Regions from separate parts of the Homo sapiens genome. Here regions 2 and 3 are each linked to region 1. A link is a contact called in ENCODE Hi-C or POLR2A ChIA-PET data. All regions are on one chromosome and are shown on one strand. Each heading gives the region's core, a stretch centred on a gene start or an enhancer-like site at or near the end of the contact. The rest is flanking DNA. Distances are from core to core; before and after follow the strand shown. Region 1 holds the start of SUGP2 (SURP and G-patch domain containing 2). Region 2 holds the start of GATAD2A (GATA zinc finger domain containing 2A). Region 3 overlaps GATAD2A (GATA zinc finger domain containing 2A).

Region 1 (3,734 bases), core at 150-2,649:
AACCCTCGCAAATCGTGGTTAGGAAAGAAGAGATCAATCTTTTTTTTTTTTTTCTTCCTTTTTTTGAGACTCTCCCTGTTGCCCAGGCTGGAGTGCAGTGGCATGATCTCGGCTAACTGCAACCTCCGCCTCCTGGACTCAAGCAATTCTCCTGCCTCAGCCTCCTGAGTAGCTGGGATTACAGGAGTCCGCCACCGCATCCGACTAATTTTTATATTTTAGGTAGAGATGGAGTTTCACCATGTTGGCCAGGCTGGTCTTGAATTCCTGACCTCAAGTGATTCGCCCGCTTCGGCCTCCCAAAGTGCTGGGATTCCAGGCCGTGAGCCACTGCGCCTGGCCCAGGATCACTCTTTTCCCATTCACAGACTCAGCAGGGCACAGAGGCTCTGAGAACTTCCTTCCCTTCTAAAAGAAGCCTCTTGACAGTGAGTGGCGGGACCCCCAACCAATGACAATGAACTAGTGACAGTTCATTCTGCGCTGGGTCCTTGCGCGATCTCCCAACCACCCACTGAAGAGGCGGGTCCTGTTATGAATGACATTAGGGTGAGGAGGCAAAGGGAGACAGACTCAACGACCCATTCAAGACCAGACAGCCCAGATTTGAACCTGGCAAAAAGGGTATTCGTGCATCCAAAGCCCCGAAGAATGAGTAAAAAGATTAAGCAACATTTTGGGGTCCAGGGGCTGCATCCTTAACCATCAAGATATCCCGCTTCGCAAAACCTCCAACTTCAAGAGACAACCCGTAGGGTCCATTTCCCATCACGATCACCGCCTCCCCCACCCGCCTCCCCCAGTCCCATCCTTCAGCCCTTTTCCCGGGGCGCCCCCTTGTTCTCTGCTGGCAAAGGGCAGGGTTCCCGGGTCAGGTGACCCAGGTTCAAATCACACGATTCTAAGCTTTCTGTGCTTCCGTTTCCCCACCTATGGAATGGGCAGCCAGTAAAGGGGCTGGTGTGGGGGCTGAACCGGTTCTAAAGAGGGCAAGGGCCCGATGCAGCGCTGGGCGCCGTTATCTCCTCCCGAGCGGGGGCCGCTCCGAGTTCGGGAGGAATGAATGAACGACTGAACCAATGAGCCTTTGTGGACGCGGCCCGCCGTCTCCCGGCCTCTGCGGGCGAGGAAATGGGGGCGCCGGGCCCGGGAGGCCGCAGCCGGCCACCCAGGCCAACCCGGCGGGGACGCGGCCGCCGCCGCAGCCAGAGGGCCGAGCCTGCGACGCCATCACGGAGCCCGGGGCGGGCCCCCAAGGCCGAGCCCGAGCTTCCCACCCCGGGAGCCACCCACCGACGACGCCAGGGCCCGGGCCTCACCCCGAGACCACCGCGCGCGGAGCCACCCCCGCCGCCGCCTCAGGCTCCTCACCCGCCGCCGCCGCCGCGCGAGGCGGGGACATGCAAATGAACCAACGGTCTCCGCAGCGCCGCGCCGCGCAGGCGCAAGCCGCCGCCGAGTCCTGGTGCGCAGGCGCGGGCCGCCGCGGCCCGGCTCTCTTGCGCAAGCGCGCTGTCCGCTTCTTCTGGGCGGACGCTCTGGAGGCAAAACATTTCCCTGCTGGGGGCGGCGACCACCGTGAGCGTCCCGGAAGGGGCGGCAAAGACGCCTCCGTCGCGCACGAGGTGGCCTCGTTGGCTTTACCTTGGTTCGCGGTCGTCCTTGGTTATCGTGAGCGTCCGCGAGTCTCTGGGAGGCCAAGCCTAGGGGCGCCACAGCGCCTGCGCGCGTACGGCGGCCGGAAGGGGCTAGAGGCGGCTCCCTGGGTGACAACCGCGCGCCCCACCTTTCCCCACGTGGCCGCGAAGACCGGGTGAGACGCTGCGGCTGCCGAGGCCTGTCCCGCGCGGAGTGGGGAGTGGGGGTGCCGCAGGGTCGGGCTGGCGCGACCCTCGGGTACGTGGTTTGGGGGGAAAAAAAAAATGAAAGAATTTTACAGAAGCCGCCTGGGGACAAAATCCTCGGCTTCCCTGGCATTCGCTTTATTTTCATTCATTTTATTTATTCATTCAGCACCTGTGCACTGAGTGCCTGCTGCGTGTCGGGCCCCGTCCTAGGCAGTGGGGACAAGGAGGCTACAGGGTACAAATAAATGAGTGAACGATGTTGCTCTAGATACAGGTAATGGTGTGCAAATAATAACAGAGTGATGGGACGGGAAAGCAGGGCTGCTCTTTATCTAGAAGTGGTTTTGAAGGCTGTCTCTTGAGTGCTGGGAAGGATGAGAAAGGCGGGGAAGAGGAACTTGGAAGGCTTAGATAGAGAAGGTGCGGATAAGGAGGCTGGGTTTTGTTCTGAGAGGGTTGGGAAGCCACTACCGGGCTTTGAGCACGTGAGTGAGGTGGAGTCTAGGCTCTGGGAGTGGCAGGTGACGCCGCCCTTAGGGGAGGCTGGTGTTTGAACCAGAGTGGGTGTGGCTGGTAGAGGGACATGTGGATGGAGTCTTTTAGAGTCCCCAGCATGTCATGGCACACGTTTAATTTTCTTTTGAGACGGAGTCTTTCTCTGTCGCCCAGGCTAGAGTGTAGTGGCATGATCTTGACTCACTGCAACCTCCACCTCCCGGGTTCAAGGGCTTCCCCTGCCTCAGCCTCCCGAGTAGCTGGGACTACAGGTGCGCAACACCGCACCTGGCTAAATTTTGTATTTTTTTTTTTTTTGAAACGGAGTCAAAAGGAGTTCAAGCGATCTCCTGCCTCAGCCTCCTGAGTAGCTGGGATTACCGGTGTGCACTATCTTGCCTGGCCTTTTTTTTTTTTTTTGAGACGGAGTCTCGTTCTGTCACCCAGGCTGGAGTGCAGTGGCGCAATCTCAGCTCACTGCAAGCTCCGTCTCCTGGGTTCAGGCCATTCTCCTGCCTCAGCCTCCCGAGTAGCTGGAAATACAGGCACCCGCCACCACGCCCGGCTAGTTTTTTTGTATTTTTTTAGTAGAGACGGGGTTTCACCGTGTTAGCCAGGATGGTCTTGATCTCCTGACCTCATGATCCGCCCGCTTCGGCCTCCCAAAGTGCTGGGATTACAGGCGTGAGCCACCGTGCCCGGCCCTGGCTAATTTTTTGTATTTTCAGTAGAGACAGGATTTTGCTATGTTGGCCAGGCTGTTCTCAAACTCCTGACCTCAAGTGATCTACCCGCCTCAGACTCCCAAAGCGCTGGGATTATAGGCCTGAGCCACCGCACCTGGACAGCACAGTTTTCTTGATGAGCAGATTCCTGGCTGAGAGAAGGAAACTGGCTGCCAGTTAGGGGCCTTACTCATCTTCTGTTTTACCCTCAGCATGCCCTGATGGATAATAGGGACTGGTAATGCTGCTTCCCCCTTTTAGCCTAGGCTGTTCTCCAGGTAATTCTTACTTGGCCATCTCCAGGCACCATCTTATGTGTTCCAAATCTGTACTTTCCTCCTCCAACTCAGCCCTGTACCAGATCTAGGGGACCTTGGAGGACTCAGGTCAGGGGTGGTCACAGAGCCAGACCTTCCCAACTCAGTCAGCTCAGGGGTGGGTGGAAGGGAGGGGTTGTGGGTTGGGGAGTGAAGCCAGAGAGTGTGGGCTCTCTGAGTGGCCAGGAAAGGCAGCCACCTGGAAGGGCTGGCAGAAGCTCCACAGAGGACTGAGAATCCGAAGTATTTGAGACAGGTGTCAATCAGTTAGAAAGCTTATTTTGCCAAGGTTAAGGACATGTCTGTGACACAGCCTCAGGAGGTCCTGACAACATGTACCCAAGGTGGTT
Region 2 (3,616 bases), core at 674-3,173, 370 kb after region 1:
GCTTTAATATACATCATCTGATTAATGATCGTAGCATGAAGCAGTTCTTAAAATATACAGCCACCATGTTAGGGTGAAAAACCTGGATGGTTGCCCTAAACCAACCTTGCGCTTGGGATCAGGGAGCTCTTTGAATTCCTATACCGAGTCACCTGTTTGAGAATAAGACTGTTTTGTTTGTTTGGTTTCTGAATTTGAACATTTGAATTTCTTTGTAGCAAAGCAAAGCAAATTGGTGACATAACTGGGTCAGGGAAAGTGATTGGGAGTCAACAGTTTGTATTTTGTATCATTTTTAGGTTGAATTCTCTTTTGGCCTAGGGGAGGTTGTGCCAGATGTTGCATTAAGTAGTGGGAAGATTTTGGGGGGCAGGGCGGTGTGTTTGGGGAGGTGTGAGGTGGCGGGGTGGAATAAACTACAAAAAGTTGACAATTGTATGTAGAACTCAACACAGAATTAGGAGCTTTTTTGAACTCTGTTTAAGGGGACATACAGCAGAAAAACAATTTTTTTTTTTTTTAGAAAAACAATTTTGTAAAATTTGTTCTACATGAAGTGTTTTTCAGGTTTGCGGTTGAGACCCAATTATTCTTGGGCGTTACATTGATTTTCTTTTCAAATGAAGTAGAATAGAAATAACAGTACAGGCTGGGTGCAGTGGCTTATGCCTGTAATCCCAGCATTTTGGGAGGCCGATGCGAACAGATCACGACATCAGGAGATGGAGACCATCCTGGCCAAGATGGTGAAACCCCGTCTCTACTAAAATACAAAAAAAAAATTGCCGGGTGTGATGGAACGCGCCTGTAATCCCAGCTACTGGGGAGGCTGAGGCAGGGGAATCCGTGAACCTGGGAAGTGGAGGTTGCAGTGAGCCGAGATAGCGCCACTGCACCACTCCAGCCTGGCGACAGAGCAAGACTCTGTCTCCAAAAAAAAGAAAAAAGAAAACAGTACGTTGCATGTGGTAAATTTATGTTTGGTGAAACTTTTGTTTCAGTTGTACATATAGATTTATTAGGGTATGCGATAAAGCATGTCACCACCACTCTTCAGGAGTCTAGGTGTCTCATCAGGAATCGTTTGTTTTAAAACAACATGAAAAGAGGCGGTTTTGGGGATTCCTCAGAACCTGATTTTGGTATTGAGAGCCTTCTTGTGGTAGATTTTCCATGAACTTGATATTTTCCCTATTGAAATTGTATTTCGCTTTATGTAGTTTAACATCTCCAAAGTCCATTCTCTTTCAGGCTTTCATTCTGTCTCCTGTGTTTCCTCCTTGTTACTGGAGAGGGAGGGGTGCAGATTTGCTTTCTTGAGGGGTTTTCACCTTCTCCCTGAGGCACGAGGGCAGATTGGGAGGTAACTGGAGAGGGAGAGCAGTCGTCCCCAAGTGTCTTGAGGTGGGTGGGTCTGGAGCTTTCTTTGTAGAATTCTGTTCACTGCACTGGAGAAGTGATCGTTCAGCCGATCCACACCCCGCCCTCCCCACAGACACCGGGGCCGAAGTTCCCAGAGAAGAGCTTCCGCGTGACGACCCCGCGGGGGTGACATTCTAACCCGCGTTTCAGAGGCAACCCTGAGTTGCTTGAGGTCGCCCAGCTCAGCTGGCGCGAGGTCAGCAGTGAGCGCGTCGTGAGTCAGCCTTGGGTGCGGCCCGCCCGGCTTTGCCGCCGGTGAGTTGGCCACGACCCTTCGGCCTGCGGAGGGCGCTGGGACTCGGCGGGGAGGGAGCCAGCCGGAGCCCGCGTGGGAAACCAGCGCGCCCAACGAGGTGTCGCGTGGGAGCGCGCCGGAGAGGGGCGGTGCTTCCGGGGCGGTACCGTCCGGCCCCGCCCCCTCAACTCAGGGGCCCGCCTTCTACGCCTGGAACCCCGCCCACGAGCTCCTCCCTTCTCGTCAGGCCCCGCCCCTCGGTCGCCACGCCCCGCCCAGCCGGGCGCGGGCGGGCGGCGTCGCCTTTAAGAGCTCCCCGGTGTTTTGGGGGCCGCGGGCCGGGCGCGCTGACCTGGTGCGCATGTCCCGGGCGGTGACGCCGGCGCCGGGCTCCATGTGTGCGGCCGAGGGGCGCATTATCTGGCCGGCGGCGCGGGCGGGCGGGCGGACCGGCGCAGCGAGCGCCGCGGGCCCGGGCGGCCCCACAGGCGGAACGAGCGCGCGCGGCCCGGCGTCCCCGGCCCCTCCGCCGCCCGGCCCCGCGGGCGACCCCGGACCAGCAGCCCCCGTAACCTGCGCGCTGCCCTAGGGCCCGGCCGACCCGCGGCCCGGTAAGTTCTGGACCAAACTTGGCGGGGGGCGGGGGCTGGGGACGCACGGCTGAGACTGGAGCGGCGCGGGCCGCGCAGGGTCGGGGCCTCGGGGGGCTCTGAAGGACCCCTGCATGAGCGTGGAAAAGTGAGAGCGAGCGAGTTCTACTCCTTGTATTCTGGGAGCGTCTTCTTGCGCTGCCCTGGAAAGTTCCTTGCCCCGAGGCGGCCCGGGCACGTGGGGGCCGGGCGGGGGTCCCGGAAAGTCGCGGCGTCGCCCCGCTTCCGTCCTGCGCTTCCTGCGGGGTCGGGGGAAGGGCTGGGCCGCGAGGCGCCTCTTCCGAGTGGTCGGGACGGGTGGAGGCGGCGGGAAGACGGCACGTGGGCGCGCGGGGCGGGGGTCCCGCTCAGGGGCGGGGGTCCGGGGCGGGTTGGGCAGCAACGCTGAACCCCGCGGCGGCGGCGGCGGCGGCGGCGGCGGATCCCGTGTCAGAATAAGAGTCCCCGCGCGCCCACGCCTGGAGGGCCGGCCCTCCCCCAGCTCGCGCCCTTCCTGCCTAACCCCCGGGAGCCGCGGGACCCTTTCCCCTCTCTGATCTCCGGCCTTTCTCAAGGCCCGACACTTTAAATTTGCCTCCCCATCTAGGCGGTGGCTCCATTGATTTCTTTTTTCCCACCTAGAGTGGGTCGGCATCAGTGACTAGACAGCAGCAGCTGGCCTTTTAAAGGGATTATTGCCAAGAATCGGAATTGATCACTTCAACAAGGAAAGGCTTATGGGCAGGGCCCAGGCTGAGAGCCTGACGGACACTTGGATTGTGCGCACACTGGGACCCAGAAATGAATGGTGACCCCTCCCTTAGGAAGTGAATGACAACCCTTAGGTGCGTGTTTCTGCCCTGAGAATTTTGCACAGGGCAAAATTTTGTAGGTCTGACTTAACGTCTTTAGGTGTATAGTTCATCCTTATCTTAAGAGCTGTGGATTCTTTAGATCAAAGTCCGAGTGAGTCACTTGAGCCTTTAATTTTCTTTCTTCCTACCAGTTTACTTCTTTCAGTTTTCTTGGAGTACATAGTGCTGGTTACATCTCTGGTTCTGTGTGCCCATTCACACAGTGACACCTCCTGGCTGTGGCAGCACAGAAACTGAGAGCCCTCTGTGCGGGTGTCTCAGTCTTGGACTGTAGTCCTGTTGACTGACTTAACTCTTCTGGTAGTCGTTACAAGTTTTCTTTTAAACTAGATTACATGAAATAATGTTTGTTGGCACCAGTTTGTTAACATATGCTAAGCAGTAGTTTGTCAGACCTGACCACAAGCTGTGGAGGGCTGATAGCTCATACTAGCCCTCGGGTTTGAGTGCCTACT
Region 3 (3,480 bases), core at 550-3,049, 460 kb after region 1:
CTGGAGGAGGATTTCTTGTACCGAGGCCTCACGAGCTACAGGTCATGGTCATCCCTAACTTCCCTAGTGTGTGCAAGACTTGGGGGATCTTGCTGAAATACAGACTTTGATCAAGCAGGTCTGGGGCAAGGAGGACACGCTTCATTTATACAAGTTCCGGAGAAGCTGCCCTGCTGCTATGGCGGTGACAGCGGTGGTCAGACATTCACGGGGCCAGCCCCAAGCCCACCTACAGCCTTGCCCCCACCTGCCGCTCCCCTGTTGTGTCTGTCCATCCTGGTAGACTGAACCCTAAGGACAGAAATTCCTTTTATCCAGGGGTTCCTCCCCACTGCCTGCTATAGCACCTGCTTTTTAAATGAGCTCTCAGCAGATGTAAGGAATGAATGAATGAATGAATGAGGGAGAGGGGTATGTCTTTCCTGCATACCAGGCAGGCCTGTTCAGAGAACCACAAAGGTCCCAGCCTCCAAGGACAGCTCCTTCCCGGCACTGGCTGAGGGGACACTAAATATTAACCACGTACTGGCCGCTGGTTGCTGAGCAGCTGAAAGCCATAACCTTTTGCTGTGGAAGTGGGATCGTGTCTCAATTTAAGTTTATAATCCCGGCCTCTCCTCCAGGAAATTCTATGGAAGTTCCTGGCAGGTAACAGAATTTCTGTGCTTGTGAGGTCAGGGCCAGTGCCAGCGGGTCAGGGAGTGGGGGTGGTGCGTGTCAGCGAGCGGGTGAGACCATTTACGCTGATAACAGCCTGGCCTGCTTCCAGGGATTTTTGTAGGTCACATAAAATCTCTTGATCACTACGTTTTACATTAAGGCTTCTCAAGATGGGCAGGACGGGCTTATGGGATTTGTCCTGAACTATCACATCACTTCCAAATAAACTTGGTGCCCGGGACGGCTGCTGTGGAGTGAATGGCAGACGCTGTCCCTGGGCCACGATGCCATCCCTCTCAGCATGTTGGGCTAGATTTCCACTGGTTTTGTTTACTTTAGACAGTTTTTATAATTAAATATTTCCCTGAAATAATGCCTGCAATCATTTTGAGCCACATGCTCTTTTTCCTGAATTAAAGATCTCTTTTAGAAAGTACTGAGACTCTTAAAGCCTCTCTCCTTTAAAAAGTGAGCTTAACAAAGTTTTTCATTTTAGAAACTTAGAGGGGCCAGTGACCCTGCTGTGTGCGGTGTATGTAGAGGTGACTGGAGCCTGTGGTGCAGCAACAGTCCCCTGTGGGCTGGCGCCACACAGGAAGTGCCTGCAGCTCCACAGCCCTGGGGTGAGCCTGGCGCCTCCATTTTCTGACAGTACCTGAACCTTTACCTCCCTTCTCAAAATGAAGGCTGCGTGTCACAAACCGGTTGGAACTGGCCGTTGCCATGGTTTTCACGTTGGAAGGCACAGTTAAAGGGTCATGTGACCAAGGAGGGAAATGCCTTTGTCACATGACTTTTTGGTGGCCTGATTAGCATACAGGAAGTTCACTCCCTGCTGGCTGCTGGGATGCTGAGTGATCATTGATGGGTGGTGACATCATCTCTTGGATGAGTTATTGATTAGTCGCAGGCCAAGATGGGGCCAGGGAGCGCTGTGGGCAGAGCAGCCCTCTCAGGCAGCTTCAGCTGCTAGGTGGTCTGGACCCCTCGCCTACCCTCTTCCTTCAGGCAGGTTTGAATTTTATTAGACATCTCACCTCTGGAAGAAGCACACGCCCTCAATAAGATGATAAGAAGGGTTAAGTCCCTTAGAGCTTGGCTGTCATTTCATTTCAGCTCATGCTAGCCCAGGAATTGTGTCTGTAACTCTATACAAGATGCTGCCTTGGCCCCCTGCTCCCCTGTTCACTTTGGAGGCCACCTGGGTGGAGGCCAGCTGCTGCACCTCTGTGCTGAAGCCTTGGGACTGCCTGCCTCTGAGGTGCTCAGTGTGTGTACACGTCCAGGGAACCTGGAATTAGAGCCCTGAGGTCACCTTGAAAGTCGATCTTGGGCGGCATGGGGCCGGCAGCAAGGAGAGACATGCTGGCGGTTTGCTAAGACCTGAGTGAGGTGTCCTGGGTTACTTTAGAAACAAACTACCCGGTTCTGGGCTTCAGAATGTGGGCTGATAACCCCTTGCCTGGGGGATTGTATACTTCGAAATCGTACCTTTCTGTCCACGCCCAGGTCTCTGGTGAGAAGCTGCTTCATCAGGGCTAGGACCAGCGTTCAGGTACAGCCACCACGTAGCTGTGGTGGGTGGAATTAGGAGGGACCAGAGGAGAGCAAGTAAAGCGGTTCCTGAGTCCAGCATCTGGCGAGTCCAGGGTAGCATTGGTGAAGCCTTAACCTCTGGTGCTCTGTGTCTACCCTTCCCTGAGGACGCAGCTCATGGGTGTGGAGGGGACCTCAGAGGTCCCGAGGGCTGCTAGAGCAGAGTCAGGTTCTTCATCCTAGCGACTCTCCTCAACCCTGCCGGGGTCTAATTATCAACTAGACCCTGGCACAGCAAGAGCCAGGACAACTTTGAGCTGCGGCAACCAGTTAACTTTGTCCGAGTTTGTTCTCTGGGTCACAGTGCCACCTAGAGGACGTGTCTGTCCTTGGCTGGTTTTCCTGCTGACAAAAAAAATGGACTTGATTCACTTCGATGAATGTACAATGAGGCCGAGGCGGGCGGATCATCTGAGGTCAGGAGTTCAAGACCACCCTGGCCAGCATGGTGAAACCCTGTCTGTACAAAAATACAAAAAAAAAATTAGCCCGGCATGATGGTGCATGCCTGTAATCCAGCTACTCAGGAGGCTGAGGCAGGAGAATCACCTGAACCGGGGAGGTGGAGGTTGCAGTGAGCCGAGATTGCACTACGGCACTCCAGCCTGGGCGACAGAGCAAGACTCCATCTCAAAAAAGAAGAAAGAGAATACAATGAACCCAGATCATCAGGGACAGTTTGCCTTGTGCCGTCAGCAAATGGAGCTGCTTGGTTGGGGACAAAGTGCCATCTTTGGGACTTGCGTTGGGTCAGCGACACCACAGCAGGTGTTCAGCCTTGCGCCTTCAGTAGTGTCAGCTGTACACATACATCCTAGAGGATCGTTCACAGGAAAGGGAAAATCAGACTAGTGTGTTCCTGCCTGGGTCAAATGACTTGGGGTGCCTTGAGCACTTGTCTCGGAGCCTGGCCTGCAGTTAGCACAGAATGGATATTCACTGTTTCCCAGTTCTGATGAATAACAGCAGCTCATCAGCCACACTCTTAGACGTTTGTGACCATACTTTGACAAAATAACAAAAGAGGAAAGCCTGCAAGTACTTCCCCGATTGTCCCCTGGTGCTTCCCAACTGGTAGTGAGATGCCGTGGGCCGACGGTGAAAAGGGGAGGAACAGGCCTTAGGTCAAGTTCACAGGTGGAAGTGAGCTCCCCAGACCGTGGCAAATTCATTAGAAAGAAAAAGGTGTGGGGGCTGGAATCATGAGAACTGTCTCATGTTGCA

Evidence for each region. Hi-C counts contacts between places; a loop is a spot of excess contacts on that map. ChIA-PET counts read pairs that join two places held with the same protein, here RNA polymerase II (POLR2A). Pooled maps may share reads with other maps.
Region 2: a loop to region 1 is called in a pooled map, with 9 times the contacts of the local background. The contact joins the promoter of GATAD2A here to the promoter of SUGP2 in region 1. A Hi-C loop is called at or near these places in 3 of 37 single-sample maps with no recorded cell type and 9 of 50 pooled maps.
Region 3: a pooled map shows a loop between it and region 1 (6-fold over the local background). The contact joins the enhancer-like site here to the promoter of SUGP2 in region 1. A Hi-C loop is called at or near these places in 1 of 37 single-sample maps with no recorded cell type and 9 of 50 pooled maps. POLR2A ChIA-PET finds 5 or more read pairs at or near these places in 1 of 52 experiments (K562).

Annotation. Positions count from the first base shown.
Region 1 is chr19:19,032,118-19,035,851 of GRCh38, forward strand. It overlaps SUGP2 (SURP and G-patch domain containing 2), which reads right to left and starts at 1,400. Exons shown (of 11, transcript NM_001017392.5): 1 at 1,320-1,400. It overlaps ARMC6 (armadillo repeat containing 6), which reads left to right and starts at 1,486. Exons shown (of 9, transcript NM_001199196.2): 1 at 1,486-1,813; 2 at 2,014-2,121. The coding sequence starts at 2,093. RefSeq lists an enhancer at 132-633 and silencers at 560-639, 1,060-1,489.
Region 2 is chr19:19,403,752-19,407,367 of GRCh38, forward strand. GATAD2A (GATA zinc finger domain containing 2A) reads left to right here and starts at 1,924. Exons shown (of 12, transcript NM_001384528.1): 1 at 1,924-2,268. RefSeq lists enhancers at 1,080-1,988, 1,426-1,485, 1,989-2,895 and silencers at 1,606-2,155, 2,716-2,795.
Region 3 is chr19:19,487,997-19,491,476 of GRCh38, forward strand. All of the region lies in intron 2 of GATAD2A (GATA zinc finger domain containing 2A), which reads left to right. Among named protein-coding and RNA genes, the nearest start is that of TSSK6, 26 kb to the right of the region's middle. RefSeq lists enhancers at 180-963, 830-2,029, 964-1,747, 1,267-1,546, 2,305-2,554 and 1 more. Within about 2 kb of position 1,800, at least 40 of the 41 ENCODE cell types and tissues checked have a DNase peak (open chromatin) inside an H3K27ac peak, as active enhancers do.